Regions from separate parts of the Homo sapiens genome. Here regions 1 and 3 are each linked to region 2. Evidence: chromatin contacts called from ENCODE Hi-C or POLR2A ChIA-PET data. All regions are on one chromosome and are shown on one strand. The core of a region is the stretch at or near the end of the contact, and the rest is flanking DNA. Distances in the headings are between cores, read along the strand shown. Region 1 overlaps PPP1R12A (protein phosphatase 1 regulatory subunit 12A). Region 2 overlaps OTOGL (otogelin like). Region 3 overlaps PPP1R12A (protein phosphatase 1 regulatory subunit 12A).

Region 1 (4,023 bases), core at 993-3,492, 340 kb after region 2:
TAAAGGAGTTCCTTTTTCCCTCTGTGGACGTGTACTTTTTTTAAAAAACTATTTTATAATTAGAATATTTTTATATAGTCGAAGTATGAAGGAGCTAAATTGGTTAGGAACATAAAGGAAAAGACCCATTCTTTATATATGGAAAAATAAAACCAGGGATACCCAAATCAAATGGTTTAATTTAGAACTACAAGTAGTTCTATATTGTTGGTGCCTAAAGTGTGATGCCGGAAGAAGGAGGAGGCTGAAAAAGAAGACAAGGCCAGATCAGTGAGGGCTGTACATTATCTTTTCTCCTAGCATGGTAGAGCCATCGAAAAATTTTTTAAGTTAGAAATTGACTTGGGTAGGCCAGGCGTGGTGGCTCACTCCTGTAATCCCAGCACTTTGGGAGGCCGAGGCAGGCGGATCACGAGGTCAGGAGATTGAGACCACGGTGAAACCTCGTCTCTACTAAGAATACAAAAAAAAAAAAAAAAAATGAGCCACGCGCAGTGGCGGGTGCCTGTAGTCCCAGCTACTGGGGAGGCTGAGGCAGGAGAATGGCATGAACCTGGGAGGTGGAGCTTGCAGTGAGCAGAGATTACGCCGCTGCACTCCAGCCTGGGTGACAAAGCGAGACTCTGTCTCAAAAAAAACAGAGAGAAAAAAGAAATTGACTTGGGTAATAGATGGTTAGTTACATCGTTCAGTAGATGACTCTGGGAGATGTGCTGTTGACATGATTAAATAGATAAATAACCTTTTTGTATCTGAATACCTTTGGCAGGTTTGATGAAGCCTATAGATACTTTCTTAGAATTGTGTTTTGGATGCTTAAAATAAAATACAGAGTACACAGAAGCCAATTATATTGGAATGCACTTATCAAAATATTTAAAAAATATATTTGTAGTATAATTATCTGTCTGCTTCTTTAGTAAAATATTAAAAAGACCTAGTGGTGGGTTTAATAGCTAATTTTAAAATAATGATAAGCAATAATTTAATGTATCTGTGTTAATTGAATTTTTTATGAACCTTCTGAATTTTACCCATGAACCCCAGCTTAAGAACTCTTGTTTGCGGGATGAGATTGGGAGCGCAGAGACCAGTAAGGAAACCAGTCCATATGGAGATAATGAGAAGTCTCAGTGGAGGTGGATCCTATGAGACTTTCTAATTATTATTAAAAATTAACATTTTTGTATTGGTAAAGCAACGTGTGTACATTATAGAAAAATTAGGAAATATAAATTTAAAAAAGAAACATGCTCTAGATGGTTTTGTTTTTTGTTTTTTTGGCTTGATCTCAGCTCACTGCAAGCTCCACCTCCCGGGTTCTTGCCATTCTCCTGCCTCAGCCTCCTGAGTAGCTGGGACTACAGGCGCCCACCACCACGCCCGGCTAATTTTTTGTATTTTTAGTAGAGACAGGGTTTCACCGTGTTAGGATGGTCTTGATCTGACCTCGTGATCCGCCTGCCTTGGCCTCCCAAAGTGCTGGGATTACAGGCGTGAGCCACTGCGCCTGGCCTGATAGTTTTTTAAAATTTAAATAATGTATATACTGCCCTTTATTGCTGCTTTATATAGGAACTTTCCTCATTGGTTATGCATTTAGTTTTATTTCAATGATAATATCTTTTGCTTAACTATTTTTCCTTTGGTTTTACAGGTTTTTGATTGGTCAAGGAGCACATGTAGGGGCTGTCAACAGTGAAGGAGATACACCTTTAGATATTGCGGAGGAGGAGGCAATGGAAGAGCTACTTCAAAATGAAGTTAATCGGCAAGGTAAAATAAAAAGCAACCTAAATGGAAAAATGTTTTAGAAAGAATGTGATACTTTTCCAGCAAAAATATTTGTTGACATTGAAGGGCAATCATAATTTCATGAAAAAAATGAATTCAGCTTGCAAAACAATAGTACAGTATGTTTCTGTTTTCTAAAATATTCTCCACTCTATCTTTTAAGTATTTTTAAAGTTAAAAGAAATGTTAGAAGCAGCAGGATCAGGCATAAAATTATGTGGAAGTAAAAGTTTTGGAGCAAAATAAAGTAGGCAAAGGGGATAGAAAGTGCACAGGGTAAGTGGCACATTGCAAAGTTAAATAGTGTGGTCAAGAAGGCTCACTGATAAGGGGTCATTTAAGCTGAGATGTGAATACAATGAGGGAATGAGTCATGATGATCTGGGGAAAGAGCATTCCAGACAAGGGGAGCAATGAATACAAGAATGGGAGGTTGTCTTGTATATGCAGAGAAGCAGCTAGAGGCAGAGCAGAGGAAGAGGCAGGAAGGAGATGAGGTCACAGAAGTAGCAGGAGGTCATATCACCTTAAGGCCTTGTGAGCCATTGGGAAGACTTTGGCTTTTAACCTGAGTGAAATAGGAAGCCAATGGAGGGATTGAGGCAGAGGATTGACATGATTTGTTATACTTTTAGAAAGGATCTCTCTGGCTCTTGTGTTGAAAATAGATTGTAGGAAGACAAGGACAGAAGTAGGAGAAGGGTTAGGAAATAACTGACATAATCCAGACAAAATAAAGTGATTTATTTTTGACTGGTAGTAGATGAAGTGATGAGAAGAGATTGGATTATGGATATATTTTGAAGGTTTGGCCAAGAGGATTATTGAGTCATTAGCTAGAAGGTGTGAAAAAAAGAAGATTCTAAGATTTTTGGTTTGAACAAATGGATGGATGAAGTTCCTATCTGAGATGTGAAGATTGTAAGAAGAGTAGGTTTTATAGGGAAATATTAGGGCTTCATTTTCAGGCATGTTAAATTTGTTTTGCGTGTTAGATATCCAAACTGTTGAATATGCGAGTCTGCAGTTACAAAATGGATATGTAAATTTGGGAGGTGTTCATTTATAGATAACAGTGATTGCTAACGGGCACAGAGTTTCATTACTCAAGAGTGATGAGTATTCTAAAGTTGATTGTGGTGATGGTTACACCACTCCTCACATTTACTAAAAAAAAACCATTGAATTCTACACTTTAAATGCTATGTAAATGCTGTGAATTAGATCTTAATAAAGCTGTGTGTGTGTATATATATGTATGTATATATAAAATATGATCCAGCTTGGCAGCAGTGGCTCATGCCTGTAATCCCAGCACTTTGGGAGGCCAAGGCGGGCAGATCACGAGGTCAGGAGCTTGAGACCAGCCTGACCAACATGGTGAAACCCTGTCTCTACTAAAAATACAAAAATTAGCTGGGCGTGGTGGTGGGCGCCTGTAATCCCAGCTACTCAGAAGGCTGAGGGCAGGAGAATTGCTTGAACCCGGGAGGCGGAGGTCGCAGTGAGCTGAGATTGCACCACTGCACTCCAGCCTTGAGAACAGAGTGAGACTCCGTCTAAAAAAAAAAAAATGATCCAGCAACTCCTTTTCTAGAAATTTACCATATATCTATATCTATATCTATATCTATATCTATATCTATATCTATATCTATATCTATATCTATATTTTTTTTTGAGACAGAGTCTTGCTCTGTCACCCAGGCTGGAGTGCAGTGGCGCAATCTGGGTTCGCTGCAACCTTTGCAGTCTGGGTTCACTGCAACCTCTGCCTCTCGGGTTCAAGTGATTCTCCTTGCCTCAGCCTCCCGAGTAGCTGGGATTACAGGCGCCTGCCACCGTGCCTGGCTAATATTTTTGTATTTTTAGTAGAGATGGGGTTTTACCGTGTTGGCCAGGCTGGTCTCCACCTCCTGACTTCTGGTGATCCTCCTGCCTGGGCCTCCCAAAATGCTGGGATTACAGGCATGAGCCAGCACTCCCAGCCTACCCAAAAGAATTTAAAACAACTCAACTCTTTGAAATTGAATAATTTGTACAAACATGGGTGTACAAATTATTCATATTAGCCAAAAGATGAAAGCAAACCAAGTGTCATTGATGGATGAATAAATAAAATGTGAAATATATATACAGTGAAATATTATTCAGCCTTAAGGAAGGAAATCAAACATACGCTACAGCATGGAGGACTTTATGGTAAGTGACATAAGCCAGTGATCAAAA
Region 2 (4,084 bases), core at 438-2,937:
TTTGAGACAGAGTCTCACTCTGTCGCCCAGGCTGGAATGCAGTGGTGTGATCTCAGCTCACTGCAACCTCTGTCTCCCAGGTTCAAGTGATTATCCTGCCTCAGCCTCCTGAGTAGCTGGGATTACAGGCGCATGCCACCACACCCGGCTAATTTTTGTATTTTTAGTAGAGATGGGGTTTCACCATGTTGGTCAGGCTGGTCTCGAACTCCTGACCTCGTGATCTGCCCGCCTCGGCCTCTCAAAGTGCTGGGATTACAGGCATGAACCACCGCTCACCTCTTTTTAAAAGGAACAGCAGCCTCCCAGTATAGCCAAGTAATCCCCAGAACATAAAATTTAACACAGAAAATTTTCTGACCTTTGTGGATCTTCTCTATCCAAGTGCATGACAAATATTTATTTCACTCCTCAGTGTTCATATTCAATCCTATCTCTTCAAATAACATCATTGACAATTAAAAAGAAATCTCAACCCTCTCCCCAAGTGAATATTTCAAGCTGCATCCTGTGTCAACTCCTGGCACTGAGTCAGCCTTGTCAGCCCAATTTAGAGCACATGGCAGTAATCCAATTCATTGTGGCTGTTTGTGGTCCCCAGATCAGGTTTCAAAAACGAAGGGGCAGCAATCCGGTGACCTTCTCAAGATAGTAGAAAACAACTCTGGTCATGACTGACACTTGATCTTTCTGCTAACATTAGCTCCTAATCAAAGATGGTGCCAAGCTTGTATCTGACACCAGCCCACAAACCTTTCTGTCCTCCTCCAAGAGGTGTGGGCATCCTGTCACCCACTGAGTTTCAGTTTTGGAATGACTGTCCCTTTCAGATCCAAGGAAGTCTGATTTTATTGACACTTGAGATAAAGCTCAAGGCCTGTCTTAATTGAGCTTTCCAGTTATTTATAATGCATACATATTTACTATTCATTGTCTTTATACTTAGTGAGGTTCAATGTGATTAGTAATAAAGATGTGGTTATAACTTTATAAAATTAACAACCCCAGAATATTCATATTGTAATCAGGAGATGGCATCCACTCGGAAGCTTTTTTCTGTGCACCTCTCATCCTGTCGTCCTTTCTTAAAAATGTATTACTCTTCCTGGGCTTCGTGTCATCCTTCCTCCATATTTCTGCTGGATCTTCAGGACTGGCTCAGGTATGGCCACAGATTGGCCCCAGCAGGGTCTGCAGAAGTAAACTTTACCTCCTAGGCCAGGCCCTATTTTTCTTACTTCACCAAATACTAAGTATCGGTATAAAAAAAAAAAACAAAAACAACCTGGCCACTTGCCTAAGTCGTCCCTAAATCAGGAAGCTGTTCTTAATGTGAAGAGGCCTTTAGGGAACCCTGTTGTTTTCTCATCCCTTACCTCTTATATAAAAGTCCGTGTTGAGGCCTGAAGATTCTTGGAGCTCTGGATGTGTTCAAAGTAACTACTGGCTTTGCCCCAGCTCTGAGTTTACACATAATATATTATCTGAATTAGTCGAGTTCCAAGTTTTCTATACAGAATTTTATCTTCTTTCTATCTCCATAAACAAACAATCTTTGAAGCTAGATAATATGGGAAAAGAGGATGGAATCATTTCACCCTGCCTTGTTTGTTTCCATGAGGATTCTAACCCAAAGGAAAAGATGAGTCATTCAGCATCATTTCCTATGTGGTGCTTTGGACTCTGTGCTATCTTAGCCAAAAGAGGGCAGCACTCCATGGGTTTTGAATTCACAGGAAGCAAAACTTCAAACAGTTTTTAACTGAACTCTTAAGCAAGGCACTGTACTCTATTACATGGGATAACACAGATTAATAAGACCTCCCCAAACAAGCAGGAACAGGAAAGGAGAGAAGAGTTGGGGAGAGCAGTTAAAACATTGCCATGTGTTTGGGAGTGGTGAGCGATACGTCTGAAAATAAAGAATGGATGAGATCGTGAGGGTCCCTTGACGATTAGGCATTTATTCTTTATTTGAAATGCAGTGAGGAGCCTCTCAAAGTTTTTCAACAAGTGAATCATATGATTAGAACTCTGTTTGGGGAAGATACATGTGTTAGGGATGCATTAGAGAGATTGAAACAGGGAGACCAAAGAGCAGAGGGAAACATGGACAGGAAAATAATACAAGAGACATCCGAGAGGTAATGAAGATCTAAGCCAGAGGGATGGCAGAGAGAAAGGGAAGATGACACCTGATGGGAGAGACGCGGCTAAGTAGGAAAGATGGACTTTAATGGACTTGATATAGGGAGAAAGGGACCAAGATAAACCCAGAGTTTCACATCTCAGACCTGGGCATATGGTAGAGCCTTTAACCAAAATTAGGAAGAAAGAAAAAAACAACTGTTTTGAAGCAAACATAATGAATTTGGTTTTGAACACATTTTCCCTTCAGAGAGCGTGAGATGTGACTAAGTTGCCAAGATATAAGGGGTAAAAGATAAAAATATAGGAAGGGTATGACTTTAAGGACACCCTTGGAAAAGAAGCCCTAAATGCTTACCTGAAAGCCCAGTGCTGAATATATGGCCCACTTGCAGGTGCAGTGTTGGGCCTTAGTGGCCTGTGTTTCTATATCTTCTTGATCTCATCTAACTCTTCTTATTTGTCCCTTTTTTCTAATATTTTTATATTTGTATCTTATGTAGTGCCACCTCAAATCCTTTTGTGAATAAATTAGAATAAGCAGCAATTAATCAATCCTGATAATTACATTTTTCTATATAGACTTTAAGATACAGCCATCTTCAGTAAGCACATAGGACCCATGTGTAAAATGCAGATCACTAATATTTACTGAAAACTAATATGCTAGGCAGTAAAGTAAAAGTTTTATACACATCATTTCATTTTATATTATGATTAACAAAACAAGATTATGAAGCAATGCCATTATTATCCCTTTTTACAGATGAGGACACTGAAACACAATGACATTAACACTAATTTGGCCGGGTGCAGTGGCTCACACCTGTAATACCAGTACTTTCGGAGGCCAAGGTGAGTGGGTCACTTGAGATCAGGAGTTCAAGACCAGCCTGGCCAACATGGCAAAACCCTGTCTCTACTAAAAATATAAAAATTAGCCAGGCGTGGCAGTGCACACTTGTGATCCCAGCTACTTGGGAGGCTGAGGCAGGGGAATCGGAATCACTTGAACCCAGGAGGCAGAGGTTGCAGTGAGCCAAGATTGCACCACTGCACTCCAGACTGGGCAACAGAGGGAGACTCCTTCTCAAAAAAAAAATTAATTTATAATATAGCAGAACTTACATTATAACCCAGGCAGCCTGACCTCAGAGCCAGTGTACCTAACCACTATGCCTACTTCCTCTCTGTTCACATTGCCTGTCTCATTATACCAGCCCATTTTCCTGATTCCTCTCTATATGTCTCATGCTCCACTTTAGGATGCCATTTACATGTGTTAACAGAGCATTGGCATCCGGGGCAGTGTCTTGAATCAGGAAACTGTGTTGCCTCCATATATAGAGGATAAATTAGTAGGTTGAAGAAAAGATATACTACTTCGTTTTTCTAAAATTAAATTAAATCTATCTCTGAACCCCTACACATCAAGGCAGATGAGTAACAGTCCAATACTTGTCATATGGGAGATGCAGTTCCTCCTCCCATGACATCATACAAGAATACTGACTTATAAGATGCCAGAAAATAAATGGGAGGGAGAAGCCAAGGAGCCACGTTTATTTTTGACCCTTTTTGTCATCCAATTTGCCTGGTATTAGGCAGCCTCAAAGGGGCTCCTCCTTTTGTCTGTTCATGAACTCAACCAATGAAATCCTCAACACCGATTCAGTGGCACAGTTATTGGAGTCCAGCCTTCCTGGACACTCAACAATTACATGACTCCAGCACTATGGGCAACAGGGGCCCACTCAGATTATCTCAATTTTAGGAATGCTCATTACTCTCTCCCCTAAATAGGGCCATTATCTTCCTCCTCCCAGCCTTAAGAATCTTCCCTTTCCTAGAAAGTCTAGCTTCAGACTTTAGAAAACAATTTTTGTCTATTAAATTGTCAATGAGGCTAATGAAACCCAGATCTCTAAGACGTAAA
Region 3 (3,487 bases), core at 179-2,678, 410 kb after region 2:
TACATTCTTATTATACTCTTTTCCATTTTCTTATTTTTTATTCCTATTTCTTTATGTTCTGATTCCTGCAGAACCTGCACCAAATAAAGCAAATTCAATCTCTGAGGGAGTTAAATGAGCGACTGCTGACTGAGAATAGGGCCTTGACAAGAGTGGTAGCCAAGCGCTCAGGGTTCTATAGGCAACTGCAGTCTGTGAACCTATAATTTTTAGTTTCATCATTTCTTCTTGGTAGAGCCAGGCAGGTGTTTTTATATTAGTAGGCGTGTTTTGTAAGAGCTCACTTTTACAAATTAATGCCATTGTGTCTGGAGCATATCATATAACTAATTATGCATGGCTTCTTAGAATGTTAGAAATTGTCACTAATTGTATATTGCAATTGATGAGCTACATTAAAATTAGGGATGATTTTGGAATTTAAGTTAAAGACTTATCTGTACTTTTGTAAAGCTTTTGCACATTTTTTAGCTATACAGATATTTTAGGACTTAAAATATGACTATTATTTACAGTTCTTTACTAGAGAGAAAACCAACAGTATATAACATTTTACATATAATTAATATATTTTGAAGCTGAAGATTAAGCATGCATTATGTTTTTCAAAATAATGTCATTTGAAGTCAGAACCACATTAGTTTATATTTAAGTTTATATTACAAATATTCAAATGAATAAACTTAATATTACTATATTTTATATCTTAAAGATTCTGAACACAGATAAGAACATATTGGTTCCACGTAAAATTAAATCTTCTTAAAGATTTTGCTTTACCTAGTTTTGCAAATAGAAGTTTTACTTTTATCAAGTTAGATAAACTAATACATTTTGAAAACTGAGGAAAGAGGACTATTTTGGAAAGTATGGTTTAGGGACCAAAAATATGAGCTATTTCATTTCCTAGTGAAACTGGCAAAGAACATACAGTTTTAATCATCCTTAGTAGAGTATTCAGTTAACTTGTAATATTTTCACCCCTTCATCAATTTGTCTGTAAAACAACAGAAAATTGAGATGTGTTGTTTGAAGATATGAGGCTATTTGCTTCAAAATTGGTTATTTTTGTAATAGTTGGATCATAGATACAGACTTTCTACTTTAGCTTAAACATGATGCACTATTCTAATAATAGTAATTGCTTGTTACCATTTAATAAGCATCTATCTGGGATCGGACATTGTTTAGGCATTTTAAACTGAGCTACTGTAGGTGAATCGTTTAAGGAATTTTAATAATTTAGAACAAGTCTAATTTCCTCAATGTTTTCCTAGGTAGTTTGACTTTCTTGTGGAACAATATTAAGTATTATGATTTTAGGTCTGACATACATAAAAGCAAAAGTCTTTGGTTTAGGTGCTGACAGGAACCTCTTTTAAGAGCCTATCCTAACAAAAACAGGCTTGTCTTGGCTGCTGGAATGTGGTGTGCTTGTGAGTCATAAAATCAAGTGATTTAGTAAATTTCAATGGAAAATTTGGAGAGAATAAACCTTTCATTCCAGCATTTATGAAACTAATTAGCTTTACAAATCCAGGTGTGGTTTTTTTCCTTCTTCCTGATACATGTTTTAGATACTAGAAATATATATAACTGACAAAGCTTGATCATGTGTTTTGTGGTGAAAATATAACATTTATTAAGAATAATGTTTTATCTTTTAATATTGAAGGTAAAACTTGATCTTCAATTTTTCTCTTTATAGATGTTACCAGACCTAAAAGCAGACAACCAGAGGCTAAAGGATGAAAATGGGGCCTTGATCAGAGTTATAAGCAAACTTTCCAAATAAAAAAAAAAAAAGCAGCAAGTAATGGAATTGCACATATTAGTAACCCAGTGGACCATAATTGGCAGTCACTGGAAGTCTGGGAAGAATCCTTGGAGACTGTCATTTTCGGATATCCTGCCAAATGCCCTCTTATCTAGAATTTTTGTTTCATTTTGTTTAATTTTCTGGGGTGTTTTTGTTGTTGTTGGTTTGTTTTTTGTTTTTTTTTTTTAATCAAGACCATTGTTTCATGTTAATGCAGCTGCTGAGAAGATTTTTTTTTAATGACTGAGAAAACTTGTTTACAGCTCCAGCATATAAGGAAAGTGTTCAAGGCCAGATATGCCTCAGATATTTAACCAGTAAGCCTTAGTTGTACATAAATACTTTTGTGTCAACAAAAACTTTCAGCTCTCACAGAAGACAGTTACTCAACATTTTTTGATGTGCCACAGTTTCGAGTTTTTCGATATTTAAATTTTTTGGCTTTTCATCTAAGTTTGGGTTTGTATTTTTTCCTTCTAAACTCTTCATGTGGCAGAGTCTTCTATGTTTTCACAGCTTTTTCATTACAGAAAAGAACACTTGCTCTTCTGTGATTATTGTCATGTATTAGGCTAATGCTGTGTTGTCTCCCACCTGGAACTGAATTGCTTGGTGGAACATATGCTTTCACTGTTTGTGCAATATGCATTTATTTCTTATATGAATGCTTTAAAGTCATTTGAGGTTAGATCTTTTAATTCCTATTTTCTGCTTCATTGGTCACTTTTTTTTTATTGTAGTATAAGATGTTAGATTCTGTAATCTTCACATTCATTTTAGCAGGTACTGAGTGATGCTGTATATACAAATAAGTGTATTGTTTTGATTTTTAGACCACCACATGGCATGCTTGACTATTTCTTATTTCAAATGTCTGCTAATGCAGAGTAGGCTACTCCATGATAGTGTTAAAAAACAAAATTTGCTAACAATGTGATATAAAGACTTTAAAAGTTACACATTATGTGGAGCCCTATCTTTACAAAAGTTTCCTACTGTAAAGTGCTTTTATTTTCAGTTTTCACTTGATAGTACTCAACCATAATTAAAGTTGCATAAGATAATTGCTTTACATTTCACATACCTATATTTATCTGAGTGCTGTCTAAAACTGTTGTGCTAGCCAAAGTAATGCTATGAAATCATTTGCAGAATTAACCCGTGAGTTAATGTTAAATGCACTGTTATTGCCATGTGAAGAGGCATCGACTTTGATACCACCATCATGTTCAGACCATTTTATACATTTCAGTGGCCTTTTTTTTTTTTTAAGGAAAAAAAAGCGCAAAACCAAGTACATAGTGACGATGGCTTTTATTTGGACAAATAGCTTTTATATTTTCATTAAACCATGCAAAAAATACTACATCTTTCTGGCACATAACTGTCTCCTTAACCACTGAACAGTTCAGCCATTTGAATAAATTGTACATTGTAAAGCTTATAGTAGCTGATTGTATTATTGATTGTATTGTATACTATATTAAATGTGAATTTGTACCCCTTCATTTTAAAAGGTCATTGTGTTCTACTGCCTATTTTAGATTACTTTGGGGTTGGGGAAGGGTGTTTTGGTAAGCAGGATTTTAAGTCCTCTCTCTCTCGATTGGTTTTATGAAGATATAAGGTTATGCTCTTACTACCAAGCTCAGGATTCTTGATTTTAAA

Evidence for each region. Hi-C counts contacts between places; a loop is a spot of excess contacts on that map. ChIA-PET counts read pairs that join two places held with the same protein, here RNA polymerase II (POLR2A). Pooled maps may share reads with other maps.
Region 1: a loop to region 2 is called in a map of endothelial cell of umbilical vein, with 6 times the contacts of the local background. The contact joins two enhancer-like sites. A Hi-C loop is called at or near these places in 3 of 168 maps with a recorded cell type or tissue (cardiac septum, chondrocyte and endothelial cell of umbilical vein) and 8 of 50 pooled maps.
Region 3: a map of naive thymus-derived CD4-positive, alpha-beta T cell shows a loop between it and region 2 (4-fold over the local background). The contact joins two enhancer-like sites. A Hi-C loop is called at or near these places in 15 of 168 maps with a recorded cell type or tissue (MCF 10A, PC-3, Right ventricle myocardium inferior and 8 more), 20 of 37 single-sample maps with no recorded cell type and 17 of 50 pooled maps. POLR2A ChIA-PET finds 5 or more read pairs at or near these places in 4 of 52 experiments (A549, AG04449, AG04450 and 1 more).

What each region holds. Positions count from the first base shown.
Region 1 is chr12:79,843,055-79,847,077 of GRCh38, reverse strand. PPP1R12A (protein phosphatase 1 regulatory subunit 12A) reads left to right here. Exons shown (of 25, transcript NM_002480.3): 3 at 1,658-1,776. Among named protein-coding and RNA genes, the nearest start is that of PPP1R12A, 90 kb to the left of the region's middle. Within about 2 kb of position 2,242, at least 2 of the 41 ENCODE cell types and tissues checked have a DNase peak (open chromatin) inside an H3K27ac peak, as active enhancers do; they include endothelial cell of umbilical vein, where a contact is called at or near this core.
Region 2 is chr12:80,184,457-80,188,540 of GRCh38, reverse strand. All of the region lies in intron 1 of OTOGL (otogelin like), which reads right to left. Among named protein-coding and RNA genes, the nearest start is that of OTOGL, 87 kb to the right of the region's middle. Within about 2 kb of position 1,687, at least 13 of the 41 ENCODE cell types and tissues checked have a DNase peak (open chromatin) inside an H3K27ac peak, as active enhancers do; they include endothelial cell of umbilical vein, where a contact is called at or near this core.
Region 3 is chr12:79,774,237-79,777,723 of GRCh38, reverse strand. PPP1R12A (protein phosphatase 1 regulatory subunit 12A) reads left to right here. Exons shown (of 25, transcript NM_002480.3): 25 at 1,709-3,487. The coding sequence ends at 1,795. The region is part of intron 5 of PPP1R12A-AS2 (PPP1R12A antisense RNA 2); the gene reads right to left. Among named protein-coding and RNA genes, the nearest start is that of PAWR, 85 kb to the right of the region's middle. Within about 2 kb of position 1,428, at least 2 of the 41 ENCODE cell types and tissues checked have a DNase peak (open chromatin) inside an H3K27ac peak, as active enhancers do.